Regions from separate parts of the Homo sapiens genome. Here region 2 is linked to region 1. The links are chromatin loops, found by intact Hi-C in ENCODE. Cell type or tissue: Calu3. All regions are shown on one strand.

What was found. Peaks named below come from ENCODE experiments on the same cell type or tissue, not always from the same donor. Only the 100,000 strongest peaks of a DNase experiment are listed, where the experiment ranks them.
Region 2: a loop joins it to region 1, with 8 times the contacts of the local background. A loop is called at or near these places in 62 of 110 quality-filtered maps.

The regions. Positions count from the first base shown.
Region 1 is chr5:52,003,216-52,011,215 of GRCh38, forward strand. LINC02118 (long intergenic non-protein coding RNA 2118) reads left to right here and starts at 4,816. Exons shown (of 4, transcript NR_147166.1): 1 at 4,816-4,863; 2 at 6,600-6,634. In Calu3, a CTCF peak has its summit at 4,202 (motif pointing left); a DNase peak (open chromatin) is centred at 4,216.
Region 2 is chr5:50,955,006-50,963,005 of GRCh38, forward strand. No RefSeq gene overlaps it. Among named protein-coding and RNA genes, the nearest start is that of LINC02106, 11 kb to the right of the region's middle. In Calu3, a CTCF peak has its summit at 3,999; a DNase peak (open chromatin) is centred at 4,046.

The sequences.
Region 1 (8,000 bases):
ACAAGGATTGATACCCATGGCCAAAGTTTGTGTGACTATGGGGAATGTGTTGCCTACAGGAGGTTTTCGTGCTTCAGGTTGGAATTGGAGTCAGTGAATGAGAGTAGAAGAAAATGAGAATAAGACATGGAGGATAAGTTATCAATCTACCAATGTTAAAGTCTAAAAGCCTGATAACTTAAAAGTCTTAGTCTGATATCAGAAAGGTTTATATCTATGTGTTTCTGTAAAACTTGAACAGAAGTTTGGGGGTAGATATTTATTAGGGAACGATTTTTACATTGGATCAAAACATGTAAGATAGGTAACAGTAATTTCTTCTGCTTCAATGACTGTAATAACAAGACATATTAGCCAGAAAAAAAATAGAATGTATTAAAAAAATAGAGTTGAGTGATATTTATGAAAAAATGTATCTTGGATTAAGGAGTATGTCTATGAAGGTGGTGGGGCTCAGAACATGATACCCCAAAGTACGTTGTCTTGGCATGCTGAGTACTTTGAACTAAAGGAGATTAGAAGGCCTCAGAAGCAAGTTCTCTTGGCCTTCTCCTGCCTTCTTGTCTCCTGTCTCTCTTTTCCATCAGAAGAGAGTCATGGAAACCAGAATTCCTCTTCCCCTAGGGGGATCATAGAAATTAGAAGTCTTTTTCCCCAAAGCAATCCATAAAACCTAGAAAGGTCACTTCCTCCCTTCTTTCTTCTCCCTTGAAGATCCTTGTTCCAGAGGGACCCTGCTCCATACCATATGTGGGGGGAAGGAATGCTACACAGAGAGGCCAAGAAGAACATGAATAGCCAGGCTTTGCCTGGTTCCCCCCTCAGTCTATTACCATTCGATTATTTCCTTTTGTCTAATCACATTTCTACATGACTATCCATTTGTCATTGAACCTAAGCATAACAAAGGGCAGTTTTTCTTTGGGTCTTTGGGTCTTTCCTTTCTGAAGGCTCCCATGTCATGTAAAACTTTGAATAAATACATTTGTTACAGTCTTCTCTTATTAATCTTTTGTCATAGGAGTATCAGTTGTGACCCTTATGATGGGTGATGAAAGGTATCACACCTTTCCACTTCTAAAAAGGTAACTGCTATTTCTGCCCATAAGAGTTTGTTTAGGCTAACTTAAGGCCAGAAGAATTTCTGAGATATGGTTAACTAAATGAAACATAAATATGATACATATATTTTCATCATTTCTATGAAAATATATAGTGCTAACTTTTTTCATTGAAATTGTTCAATACCCTAGTTACATTTACTTATGATTATCATTGTGTAAGAATCATAAGTAAAAAAGGAGATTACTTAACTAATATAAAATTTATGAAAAAGGACTTTATTCCTAGTTTAAGGAAAATAATTTTTTTTTTCATTTTTGTGTCCAAGAGCTTTTAAGAGTGTTCATGAAGTAGGAATTGTAATGCCTACTTGACTGGCTGGCTGTGAATAAGATATGTGATGATATGTGAAAACTACCACCAATATGCCTAGAAAATTTAGGTGATCAATAAATACTTATTTCTCCACCTCATCTCCACTATGTCCCCTTCCTTCCACCTTACTTTTCTAATCTGCCTCTTATTTGGACCATTTGAGGTTAGTATTTTACAAGACATATTACTTGGTGATTTTCAAATATCCTTATTGTCTACCTTTAATTGCTTAAAGTGTTTCATCTTAAGCAAGCTATACATTTGACTATTTTACATAAATAAATATTGTTTTTTAAGTCCTGTATTCCAAATGCCCCTGGGTCATTTGAACTATACCAGATCACACATAGTTCTCCAAATACGACATAAACTTTGACGATGTGCTTCTGATCATTCTGCTTATATTTCCTGGTATGTCATTAATTGCTCTATTGCTTTGGTATTCAAAGTATTTGAAAATATCTTATTTTTGACATTTATAGTACATTCAAATAACTTTTACTCTCTGATAAATAATGACCTTTTTCAGAACAGGGATCATGTTACTTTCAACTTTGTATCTTGGGTGCATAACACAGAACCTGGTCTTTATTAGGAATGCAATAATGGATTGTTGAGTAAATGAGTAAATTAGACCACCAACTATTAACCAAATATAGAAATCAATGAGAGCTGTGAAGCCATGCACCAACAAAGTAGGTTTAAACCTTTGATTAATGTCCTGATGTATGAAGGATGGGATTTAGATACTCAACATACAGCAAAAGTGTACCCAAGATGGTGTGGTACTATCCCCAACTCCTCTCTTTTACCCCTTCTAATCAGGAATCATACCACAATGCAGGTGAGTAAGAGTTATGATCTTTAGAAATAAACCATGAATATGTATTTTAAAAAATAAGAAAATCATTTCTAAATTTTTTGTAATTCCTTCAGAGGTATGCTTCTAAAAGGAAATGATTATGAAGGAAATTGTCTCTATAATGGTTAAATGCACTACTGTTTTTTACATGAGGAAATATTTTTGTTTAAGCACAAGACAGAGTGGCATTACATTTCCTGGAATTTATTATTAGTCAATAATAAACTGACTTTGCCAGTAATGTTATCTTTCATTCTTGGAAATTCACAATGAATGTTGAATGTTGAAGTATCTGAAAAGTCTTGCAGTTGAGATACAGCTTGGTAGGGATCTGAAAAGCATATGTATTAGCTACATACCAATTATAATCATTTTTTACCTAAGAAAGTCCTGAAGTTTAACTTGTCTACACTTTCAGTTAAACCTTTGATTTTCTAATATTGATCTAGAAAATGATTTACTAGAAGATTCTCAATTATAGAGGAGTCCAGCTTTCACCCAGAGGAGGAGAATGTAGAAGCTGGCTCCATATTAGGAAAGCATTTTATTAGTTTGAGATAATTTTAGTGCCCAGGTATATACTTCCATAGTATATTTTGTCTATACATGCATTACATTTATTTACTGTCCTAACAGAGGAGAGTTGAGCAGAATATATGACTTAATAGTACTTATCATCTATCTTATAGTACTAAGTTTAATTCCTTTTTATAGTGTTAGGATTGATTAAGTTACATTAAGCTATCAAACAAGTCCAAAATCTCAGTGGCCTAAAACAATAAAGATCTATTTTTGGACCATGCTACATATCTGTTCTGGTAAACTAGGGATTTTCTTCCACTTTGACTTCACCAAATGATTGAGGCTGATGAAGAAGCCACAGTTTGGAAACTATCATTTTGACAATTCCATGTTTCTGCTTGGAAGTGACATAGATCACTCTCACACTTGTTTCTTTGCTAAAGTAAGTCACACACACATATGACATCAAGGGAACAGGGAAACACACATTTCTCTTTTACTCAGAAGTTAAGAAGAACCTAATATTACCTAACAGTAGTAATGCTACCATATTAGTCCATATTTATGAGACTATATGCCAAATTAGAAAATAATTACTTAAAATAAAATAATAGATTTATTTAAAAACAAAACAAACAAAAAAACATGAGAAGACCAAAGACTGCACCTAGCCTATGCTGTGGTTGTTTGGAAGAATGACATTAAAATCCCAGAATGACAGCAGTAACCATTATATTACACATCACTTAGAAGATTTTACAACAAAAATCTAGTATCACAGCATAGCAAATATTCCTATAAACTTTCTCTCCACAGATAAGGCATTCTGATTGCTTTGCATTTCCCCATAAAATCTATTTTTCAAACTTTGCACTGAGAAACACTTGTTATTTTGCAAAAGCCTTTACAAAACCTTCAACTTACAATTCCTTAATTGATGGGATAGATATAGCGGAGAGTCACATGTAGTCCACAGAATCATTTAAATTTTCTGCCTTAAACATATTGCAAGGGTGATAACATTTTACAGGTTCTCATTAACTGTCTTGATAGTGTTATAAATTGATGTTTGGCAAAGAGCAGTTTCTAATATACACGAATAATTTGAGAAGGATAGTGGAGATGGTATACTTATATCGCTGTACATATATAACTCATGAAAAGGAAAGATAAGGCCCAAAGAATGCCTGATTTAGTTTGGTGATGCAAGGTAAATCCACTAAGATTTGGTTTACTAAGAGCATGGAAAGTATTCTAATATACAAAGAGGTTTGTTCTTTTGTTGAAGTTTTGAACTTTTAGAGACAGAATCCTTGGTGTTAATTTAGACAAGCTGCACATCCCAAACCTGCACTAGGACCTTGGTTAGCTGCATATTCTGGGGGAAGATTGCCACCTACTGGAATACCAGCAGCATTCCCTCAGGTTTTATGGTCGATGTAAATATGGCTCCTTTAAAATAACATACCTTCCCACATTTATTTCAACGCAAACTCCTAGATATGAAATTAGTGTATTCTTCCTCTGAAGTAAGCTCAATATGACCTGCTCCAACCGTCAGCTGCTAATCCTCCCTGTTCCAGGTATCAATCCTACAGTTCTTTGGGGGTATGATAGACGAAGTTCTGGTTTTCTTAATTGCCAGGTAGGCATCAGTTGATATCCTGCCGCAATCAAACCCAGCTATTACCTAATAGATAACCACTCTAAAAGAAAAAAAAGTAGCATGATATTTAAAAAATTTGAATGCTTGGAGCAGTTTTACTGTCTAAAAAGTGTTCACCTTTGAAATATGTTTTTGACCACATATTACAAGTTTGTGAACAAGAAAAATAATACTACAATTTAAAATGTATTCATATAAGCAGCAAAACTGTTGGTGATTCGTCTAGGCAAATGGCATACAGCCAAAATTATACTTTTCCATTCTGTTGTCACAGTGTGGACTTTTGTAACATAGCAAGGGATTTCAATGCCATCTTTTGAGTATTGAATGAAGGGTGAATTTGAGACCACTTACAACTCCATCATCAATTTTAAAGGTAAAGTTGTTATAAATGTTATTGGGTTGATAAAACTTAATGGTTTGAGCAGATGAGCATACGGAAAGGTGAGAAGAGGATTTAAAGACACAGAACAGCAGCATGAGGAAGAGTGCCAACTGGAGGAGTAGATCCATAATAAGAGAGGTGACTGATAAGAGAAAATGGGATAGGAGTAAGGGATTAAGGATAGCTATTGGAAATGAAGGTAAAAAGCTGAGATAGTGTCTATGGAGGAGGCAATGTGATATAGAAAGAACAAAAAAGCCAAATCAAAACTTTGGAATTGCATAGACCTGGGTCATCAGCAGGTCTGCTTCAACTGCTACAAGCTGAGAATAACAATTTCCCCATACTTTTTACTTCTATTAAGTTAGAGAGTATCTATGAAACACTGAAGCTCTTGAAATATAGAGTAAACATTTTTCATTTCAGTAAAGAGTTTAAAAGAAAAATACAAAATTAATAAAGATGAAAAGGAAGGTCAATACAAAAGAACTTCAGAAAGAAGAGCTGAGATGAAAAGAATTAAAATAGCAATAGCGATAAGAAAAATCAGATCTTGATGAGAAAATTGATGGGGTAATAAAAACAGTAATTGTTCAACACGATGCCCATATTATCAAAAGAAAGTAAAATATGCAGGCAGACAACATTTGCATTGGCCAAACCACACCAAATAAACAATTTAGCTATTCGCATGACTTTCTATCCACGTGAAAGAAATTTCCATTTATCAGCTGTAAATTTTTAACTCACTTCTCTTTGAGCTACACTTTCACTTTTCAACAACTTTCTGGACGTTTTGGTTTAAATGCCTCACCAAAATCTTCAACTCCAAATGTCAATAATGAAATTTTGTTGTCTTCATTATTAAATTTGACCCTCTCTCCCTGATTCTTTTACTTGATAATTAGCATCACAATTCTCCCAGGACAGTGGCCACTTAATTTAGTACTTCTACTTTTCCTCTTTCTCTCTCTTCACCTTTCCCATGTGGAAAACCACATACCATATTTATGGTAGTGATAATGATGAAAACTAGAATATATATATTATTTTAGAATTTATCCAACATTATTTAAACTTTTTCTAAAGATTCTTCTGCTGAATCTATCTCTCTATATCTGTTTGAATTTTTTCCCTTAAATTATATGCTTCTTAACATGTCAAGACCTTCCATGATCTTATACAACTTGGTTTTTAGATTAATTTTCTTTATATCTTCCCAATATCCTGTTCCAACCTGTTTTTTCTCCAAGATAACTGGTTTTGTCTTTCTCCCTGGGTATTGAAAGCCCATTCATATTTCAAGACCCTGATTTGATGCTATTTTCTCTATGATCATTTCCCAGTAGCAGGCCAGCCACCCAGAAGTTGCCAGATGCCAGTTTCTTCTACCACTCAGAACATTACTAGAATTAACTGGAGTTGTTTCTGACCAAATGGATACATATACACACACATATATGTTCTCAATTACTCATAGTGATTTAAATTTAATGTTATTAAGAAATTCATTACATTGCTACTTTGAGGCCAAATAATACATAGTGTAACCCTGCTTATTTGAAATTAGTGATCTATTTTATAATCAAAATGTTAAGTCTTCCCAAGTTAGTTATCTGTTTAGAGCAGGAATTTAAAAAAAAAGAAAAAAGAAAAGAAATAAAGAGGTAATAGGGACCACATAGAATTGGTTAATTGTTTTTTTTTTTTTTTTTAATTTCTTTCAGAACAGTGACTCTTCATTGGCCAGTGGAAGAAATTAGTAAGTGAATTTATTTCTGTACATAATATGTATGAATAGAAAAAACACTTTCTGTCGGTATCCACTAAGTAAATACTGAACAAATAATTAATATGTTTTGAAAGACCTTGACTGTATTAGGCTTTGTAATGTTTAGAGTCCTCTTAGTTTATGTTTCTTATATTTACTGTTTTTTTTTTTTTAAGAGTTTAGCATAGGTTTGCCTTTTCCCCTAAGTCTTAGGAAGGCAGATTTTCTGTCTTAGACAACACTGTGGTAGAACAAAAATATGAACAATTGAGACATGGAAGTCAAGAACAATACTCTCCATGTTAGTTTCTGGGCGCACAGCCTAGTAAAAATTGGCATTTTGTCTTATGGTTATCATTGGTGATATAGATGAAATGAGTTATGAAGACTTAACAATTAACCTGAATTTTAGGTTATTACACTATCACTAATGACATAAAATACTCAGGACTTCATACACACACACAAACACACAACAAATCAGACTTAAAGGTAGAAACAAACTCAGTCTATTTACTCAGTAAAGACTATTGTGTTCATAAATGCAAGTGTTAAAAAACGAATATACCCTCAAAGCAGCTGTATGAGTTTTTTAGTATTTTTTTCTGAATTTTAGATTTATAAAAACCATGTCTCAGCTGCTACCTTTCAACAATTTTACTCTGAGGCAATAAATAATTCAATGTGCTAATTTGACAGATGACTCTCCAGGAGCCTCCTACCATTACTAGCATCATTAGGCCATAATATGCATGACGAGGATGGGCCATTCAGCAAATGTCCTTCACTTGTTTACCCCTAAAGAGCTGTGCTCTGCACAATTAACTAATGAAGCATTATGGGCCTTTTTTTTTCTTCCCTGCTATTTCAATATATCAGTGCAAAGAGTCGAGGGAAAATACAGTCTGTTTCCTTTGGCTAGATCAGTATTTATGGGATGGTTAAGACTGCACTGTAGCTCCCAGATGAATAAGGTGAAAATAATAAGATGGTCAAAATAGATCATTGCCATCATTATTATTATTTCCTTTTCCTTCCATGATTTGTGAAAAAAATGTTAAAGGAATTTGGTGTTGAAATGCAAGAACGAGATAAAAAATACCCAAAACAGTGCTCAAATTTTCTGCTTAACATTTGCTGATTATCAAGAATTTGTACACTGTCCTCATCAAGTTAGGTAATTTTATGTTCACCTAAAACCTTGACCACATGTTAATTTTCTCAGATTTCTATTCAAGTTTAAAATTAAATTCCAGTTAAAAAATATTGAAATAAGAGTGTGAATATGGGCTTTGGTGCATATGAATCTCCTCTTACCATCCAATTCAACAAGGCATGTGCCTACAAAGGTTCAAAT
Region 2 (8,000 bases), 1.0 Mb before region 1:
AAATTCACCTATAACCTGGAAGCCACCTCCCCCACCACCCATCCCCCTCCTGTCCCCTGCCCCGCTTCAAGTTGTTCCACCTTTCTGAACAGAACCAACATATTTCTTAAATGTATGTGATTGAAGTCACATGCCTCCCTAAAATGTATTAAACCAAGCTGCACCCTGACCACCTTGGGCACATGTTCTTAGGACCTCCTGAGGGCTGTGTCACAGGCCATGGTCACTCATATTTGGCTCAGAATAAATCTCTCCAAATATTAAAAAAAGAAAAAAAGACTGTGTTAAATCTATTGACGAAAGCCTCTTTCCAGTGTTTCTAAAGGAGGAGTAAGCTGTTGATCCACTGGCCGGTAGAGAGCATTCAGAGATGAGGCTGTTCTACCAGGGCCAAGCTTGGTGTTGTCTGCCTAGTGAGCATGAACAGGATAGGGCAACAGCCAGAGAATTAACCAATCTCATCTTCACCAAAATGGCTGGGTTTTTCTATGTGCATGTTCAAGTGTAGAGAATTGCTTTTCTATTTTCCATGCAGTTTGGAATGTATGACGTGTGTTTGTAACAAGGAAGCCAGATACAAGGTTAGATCATGAAAAGACAGTGAGGTGGAATCCAAGAAGGCTCCTCTTGATCTGCAGCGAAGAGTGACATGTTGTGATACTCTTCATAGCACAGGAAAAACATCACAGCAACATTTCTGAGTGAATGGGGTCTATGAAGAACAATTTCAGGCACTAGATATCATTTCTGATTTTGAGGCTCGTACAGTCCTATTCTTTGCAGGTAAGTGCAGTGGAATGATTTAATCTTATCCCTGACATGTACTAACTCTGGGACTCTGGGCAAGTTCACATAGCTCACTCTCAGTTTCTTTTTCTCACTTCAGATAATGGGGATAAAAATGCCCATCTTAAACTGCCATTATGAGGATTAAATGCATATTTTCCCTCCCTCTTGCTTCCTGGAATTCCTGTCTTTTTACCTCTGCCCCTAATGATGAACAGTCTGCCGGTGCTGAAGGATGTCACTTCCTCCTGGAAACCATATGACATGCCATCAAAGACTGGGTCAACTCTCTCTCCTATGTACTTCCAAATAGAGCTCTGTGCTTACCCCTGTCATAACTCTTAACATCCAGCAATTCATTTCATGAATTCTAGTAGAAAAATGAGTGTGTTCCAGGCACTGTCCTAGGGTCTGGAAACAAAGCAACGAATAAAATTGGAGAGGTCTCCACCCTTGTGTTTTGAACTCTCTAGTAGGCAAAAGAGACAATTAATAAGCAAGCAAATAAGATGAATGTAATTCCACAGAGTGATAGGCCCATAAGGAATTAAAGAACGTGGTAGGAATGAGAGTGACTCTTGAGGAGAGCCTGGTTTTAAAAGGTCGATGAGTCTCAAAATAAATATATTAAAAAGGCCGATGGGAAAATTCCAGTCAAGGACATGACATTTGAGCTGAAATCTGGATATTGAGAAGTAGCTACGTATATAATCTAAATACCAGGCACCTTTATAAGCACTCCCAGTGTATTAATTCATTTTATCTGCACAACAACATATTGAAGTAAATGCTCTTCTTATTCCTAATTCACAGATGAGACAACAAAGGTCCAAGGGTGAAGTAACTTGCACAAGATTACAGGGCTAGCAAGTAGCAGAATTTGTATTCAACCCAAATAGGCTGTCTTCAAAGTCCATATTTCCAAGCACTGTGTTGTAACTGCCTCTCAAAAGCATTTGATATTGCATCAACCTTGACTTTTTACTTGTATGTTTCTCCTACTGGACAGTAAATTAGTTTATGGTTAGTACTCAGTCCCAAGAATGCCCAGCTCTTAGTGTGTGTGTGTGTGCGTGTGTGTATATATATATATATTTATTTATTTTTTCCTTTTGGTCTGAGAAAGGGTCTTGCTCTGTTGCCCAGGCTGGAATACAATGGCGCAACCATAGCTCACTGCAGCCTCAACCTCCCAGGCTCAAACAATCCTCTCACCTCAGCCTCTCTAGTAGCTGGGACCAAAAGCAAACAACATCACACCTCGCTAATTTTTAAGTTTTTTGTAAACATAAGATCTCCCTGTGTTGCCCAAGCTGGTCTCAAACTCCTGGGCTCAAGCGATTGCTCCTGCCTCAGCCTCCCAAAGTGCTGGGTTTACAGTTTTGAGCCACCTTAGTACAATCTTAATAAGTATTTATCAAATTAATTCATGATTTTAATGAGCAAATATATATGACATGAAGGATCTCACTTAGTGCTTAGCATCAGATAAGTGATTAACATGTTAATTCTTCCTCCCTCCCTCCCTTCCTAATTCCCTGAGTTAGATTCATATATCCTGCTGCTGCACTAAAAGTACCTGGAAGATTTATAGAGGAAGGGTGGGGGGCTGTCTTCATAACATATCAAAGAAGAAATTAGAAGAAGTTTTTCAGTTTGTTAGCAAAAGATGGAAAAGTAACTTCAGTGAGCTCTGAAGAAAAACATGTGCAAGCAAGGAGCTTGTAAAGTAATAAATTTCTGCCCTCCAGCACTAAAATGATGTCCTCTGTGCTTTAAGGAAAAGCAATTTGGAAAATTTCCACACATACACGTTTTGGGGAAAATGTAGGGAGAAATATAAAGTTAGTTAAATGTCTTTCATAGGCACTTCAAAGCCATGAACCATTAAATCATTTCCACAGCTTTTTGACTGTTATCAACCCCACCCCCAGAACATTGCCAAAATCACCCCTTTAAAGGTTGCAATAAATTTGAAAGCCAAATCAGATTTGGGAATGTTGCACAAAAGAGAACTATATCTTGTACTTTAGATACATTTTTTTTTTTAATATCAGCACAGAGCTACATCCTGCCAAAGATGAACTTGGAAGCAGTGACCTTTGCGGATGACTTCTCTTTGTTAGATTTTTGCCCTACAGGATTTTAGAAGCCTGGTCACAAGAACATTTGAGGATACCAGGTGGTTTTGAAATGCATGGTTGAGCTGGATGACTTATCTTGGCCTGAATGTAAATTTGGAAAAGGAGTTCTGTCATGAAGAAAGCGAATATTTGTACAAGAAGCATCAGCCGCAGTGTTCTCAAAAGTAACTGTAACCTTCCCGCTGCTGCTGCTGAGTTTGATGGAGAAAGATGGTGAGCTTAAGAAGAAAGCAAGAGATCATTCTCTGCATTTTTTTTACCCAGTGCTGTGTTGAATTTCTTTCTAGTTACAATTGTAAAGTGTCACAAACAAAAGTCATTTAGCCTATGCAACTTCTGCCATTAAGGTGTTGTCTCTAGAAAATGAACTACAATGTTAGCAGATGCTCCAGCAATGTTAGGGAGAGACCTCCCTGCTAAATGAATTACTGAGATGGGCACACTTATAAGAAAAAGGTAACATTTTATGCACTTAAACACCTAGCATTCACATAAAGGATTGAGGAACAGCATGTATTTAGTCTGTATTGTGAACCCAGTTTATAACTCCAAAGCTAGAGAACTGAGCCTGCTCAGTAATAAAGGAGCACAAAGGGAGTAAAGAAACAGCAAGGAAGCAACATTTACTGCAGCCCAACTCTCCTGACAGTGAGTGTGGCAGAAAGATGAGAGCAACCAAGCAACCAAGATACAAGCAACCAAGATACAAGCAACCAAGATAGCAAAGCGGAGGTTGGGCAGCTGGAAGCATGGAGTACAAATAAATGCTATTAATTCATTAGTGGACTGCAGTTACACATGGTGGCTCCAGCTTACAATTCTGGCCTCAACAACTTAAAGACTGATTTCCTCAACGACCAGCCTGCTGTTCTTGAAAGGAGAAAGAAATAGGATTTCTTAGGTTATTATGCTACTATGTCACACTAAGAGTGTGACAAAGGAAGTAAATTTCTACAAACATTAAATGCAGCTACTGGTTCGAAGGTCATGTTTAAGTGTGATCACTTGACAGGATCTGGCAATGCATCAGTTTTGTTATCTTTACCCACCCCTTACGTTAGAAAATACACCATCAACAATGGATAGCATTGACAGCTTTCATAAATGTAGGCTGAACAGCAGGTGGCAGCAAAGGATACTATAAGAAACACTTCCACTGGAATATCTGAGAAAATTCTAGAAAACTCATTTTCGTAGGATGCAGGTAGAGAAGGCCCTCAAAGATGATTGCTCTCTTACCTCTGGCTAAAGCACGTGATAGAAAAAGAAAGCTATTGGGAAGGTTGATCATGATAACTAAGTTTAAATGCTTTTCTGTCATTTTAATCACCTTTCCACTAAATGAAAGGATTGAAAAAGCTTACCAAAAGTTCAAGTATCCCACAGCAAAGCCCAGCTAATCCTCTTACAAAATGGACATGCATGCTGAAAAGAGATTTTTATAATAAGAAATGACATGCAATATTTATTATAAAATTATCATTCAGTCCAGTATGGAAATATGCCAGTTGGACGTTATCTGTCTCTTGGCTCAGAAGAAATATTAATGGAAGAATATTAACATCCTTCAAAGAAAGAAGGATATATGTAAAGAAAACATTAAAGGCTCATTCATCATGAATGGCTCTTTGAGAATGAGACAATAGCATGGGACAAATGAGACAGGACAGAGCATCTGGATCTTTTGATAAAAAATACCCAAAATAAGAAGGATGAAAATACTATAAGGAAAAGGATGTGTCTTAATTTGTTGGAGGGGTAAGTTTCTTGGAAAAGGGGAAATGTGACTACCTGTGAGTAATTATAATCCAGGGGAATCTACCTATATGCAGATAACAGAGATAATTCAACATTAAGACCAGCTTCTAGGTTTCTGAGAAAACCAAAGCAATGATCTTAGTAAATCAGGTTTTGAAAAAGACTGCAACTTACTTCTGTACATCTTGGCTGTGATATTATCTGTTTTACTTGATGCCCACCTAGATCAGTGAGTAATTAGATGGAGTTGAATATTCCTCCAACGTAGTCAAAATAACTAACTGATAGAAAGAAACACACATGGCAGAATAACTTTAGATTCTGGAATTATAACCACTGGTCTCCAAATGCCATTTCAGCCCTAGGATAACAATCTTTGCTGTGGTTTAAGTTATGAAATTCCTGACTCCCAGTTTCCTGACTGCAAAGTGGGCGTGGATGACTACTCCTAGCACCAAGCCATGTGAGGATTAAGTAGGACACTGTATCGAAATGCTTGCCCCATATAAATTGCTTCTTAATACATTTTATTTTCTTTCTCTCTTCAAGAACATTCCCAAAGGCATTGACACATTTTGAGAAATGTCTCCAAAACATCCTCACTAACATCTGCAAGTGTCAGAAATTCCTAATCGTAAAGTTCTATCTTTAGATGGAGACAAAATGCCTAGGAAGATTAGCTCAGTCTGACCAAGGACCGATGCTAAACAATAGCACATAGCAGATGATGTAAACATGGCGATGGGCACAGTTCTCCATTCTAATCACAAATAAGGTCTAACCTTATTTGAATTCCAATTTCATATTTCCTTCCTTCCTTCCTCTTTCTTTCTTTCATTCTTTCTTTCTTTCTTTCTCTTTTTTTTTTTTGGTGGAGTTCAGCTTTTTTGCCCAGGCTGGAGCACAGTGGCGGGAATCTCGGCTCACTGCAACCTCCACCTCCCAGGTTCAAGTGATTCTCCTGCCTCAGCCTCCCAAGTAGCTGGGACTGCAGGCACCTGCCACCACGCCCAGCTAATTTTCGTATTCTTAGTAGAGACAGGGTTTCACTATGTTGGCCAAGCTGGTCTCGAACTTCTGACCTCAGGTGATCCGCCCACCTCAGCCTCCCAAAGTGCTGGGAGAGAGACTTTGATTTCTCCGAATCCTTGTAAAAGAGATTCATCCCTTTCCAGTCAGTTGTGGGCAGGGAGAAGGCAGAGGTAATGGTGGTTAGATTGGTTGCATAGTGAAAATCTGGCTGCCCAGGTTCAGGTCTGTGGCAGGAGGTGGAGTTCTCATAGCAGGTGTCATGAAGTGGTCAGTTACCCCAACCTGTGTGTGCTACCACCACTACTATTGCTGTACACATGCCTGTACACACTCAAGCACATTCTCTTCTTTATGTCACATTATCATGTAAACTACCATAAAATGAAAGCAAATTATTTATGAACTCTTATTGTTTTGCTTAAACATCACAGATACATTTTTTTTAAGTAATCATAAAACAACATTTTTGGAACCAAGTTGCCAAGAATACTGTGAAAATCTCAAATACCAGCAAGACTTCAAAGCAAGTCCCTTAATCAAACTAGTGCTTATTTACTAGGAAAAAATGCAAAAGGCTGGGACGCATAGCCCAGATAAGCCAGTTCTGAAGTTGCTGTCATAAATGAGGTATGGGATGTGAACAGCTTCAGTGCTTGTGTCTTTGAAATGTTCATTCTCTCTGTAACCTTAAAAATAATTACCGCTTATGATTAAAAACTGTATTTTTCATATGATTGATACTTTATTTTACTAAAAGATATTAATATGAGTGTTGATGTAACCATCGAGCATCTAAGTGCTATATTGTGTTGTGATTCTTGATGAGAATTAACAAAGTGAAAACATCATGTTCTGTTGCTGTTTACAATTTTTTTCTGTTTCCTTTGAGATACTTCACCTTTAATTGGTGCCTTCCCAAAACACATTTTTCTGCTGATACCAATAATCACAGCCTCCTCTGCTAAAGTGTCTCGGTGATGCACATCTGGTTCTTGAGAACTGAAACCCAGAAAGGGTCTCAAATATTTCATGCTGAAGCCCCTCAAAGGGCAGTTAATCACAAGTATCTGCTCACCACTTAGCTGGAGTGGTAAAGCAGATGATGTAAAGATGGTGATGGGCACAGTTCTCCATTCTAACCACAAATAAGGCCTACCTTTATTTGAATTCCAATTTCATATTCCTTTTTTTTTTTTTTTTGAGATGGAATTCAGCTCTTTTGCCCAGGCTGGAGTGCAGTGGAAGAAAAATTCAGCGTTTTCTTCCCTTTTAAATATCAATTCATTTGCGGAGACAGTAGCAAAACTATCAAAAATACTATGCCTGAATTGCAGGACTGGTTGGATGAATGGAGCAGTAATGATAGGTTGCTTAATTTTATTTTAGTGTAAGTTTGTGCTATATTTCTCTAATGTTTATATGATTTTTTTTGGTACCAGACAAAAAATTCTGGATATGCCTTGACTATAGAAAAGGCCACATTTCAAAAATCTGGATTTATAATAATAATTCCTCTTTGAAAGGATGAATATAACATATAAAGCCTATATCTGCAAACTTTTTAGTAACATGTGTTTTCTCTAGTGCTTTAGGTTTACACATTCACTAAATCTAGAAGGTAACTTAAAATTATCCAATGGGTTCACTTCATTTGTGGAAGAGGAAATTGAGGCACAGCTTGATTAAAAGAATTGTCCAAAGTGAGTCAACCAACAACTTACTGCAATAAGAATCTGGTGTCCACCTTAGAGTGGTGGACTGCTATTACTTGCCCTCCTCACAATTATAATTTTATATTAATTCTATTTTTATCATTATTGATAACACTACATATATTTTACCCCAAGGAAAGAAGGAAGGAAACAAGAACCTAGTCTTAAAAATCTTAAAATTTCAAATACTGAAACTCAAATCACTTTTCCAATAACCTGAAAAAAAATATCTTTCAAATAATATCTCCCAAGTAGCCCAGGAAATAATGGTGGGCCTGTGGTTTTCTAGGTAAAATAAGTAAATATCAAATGATATATAAAAGTTAAATATTAAGCCAGTTAACTTTTTCACTTGCACTCTAACCAGGAAATTCTCAAATATTGGTTCTCTACAGTGATAGCATATTATATTATCTGGGAAAAGAAAAAATTGCCTAAGAATATCAGAATCCCTGAAGGTGGTCGTGTGTGTGTGTGTGTGTGTGTGTGTGTGTGTGTGTGTGTGTGTGTGTGTTTACTATTTCGGTTAGAATACTAGTGTGAACCGCGGTTGAGAACCGCTTTCCCA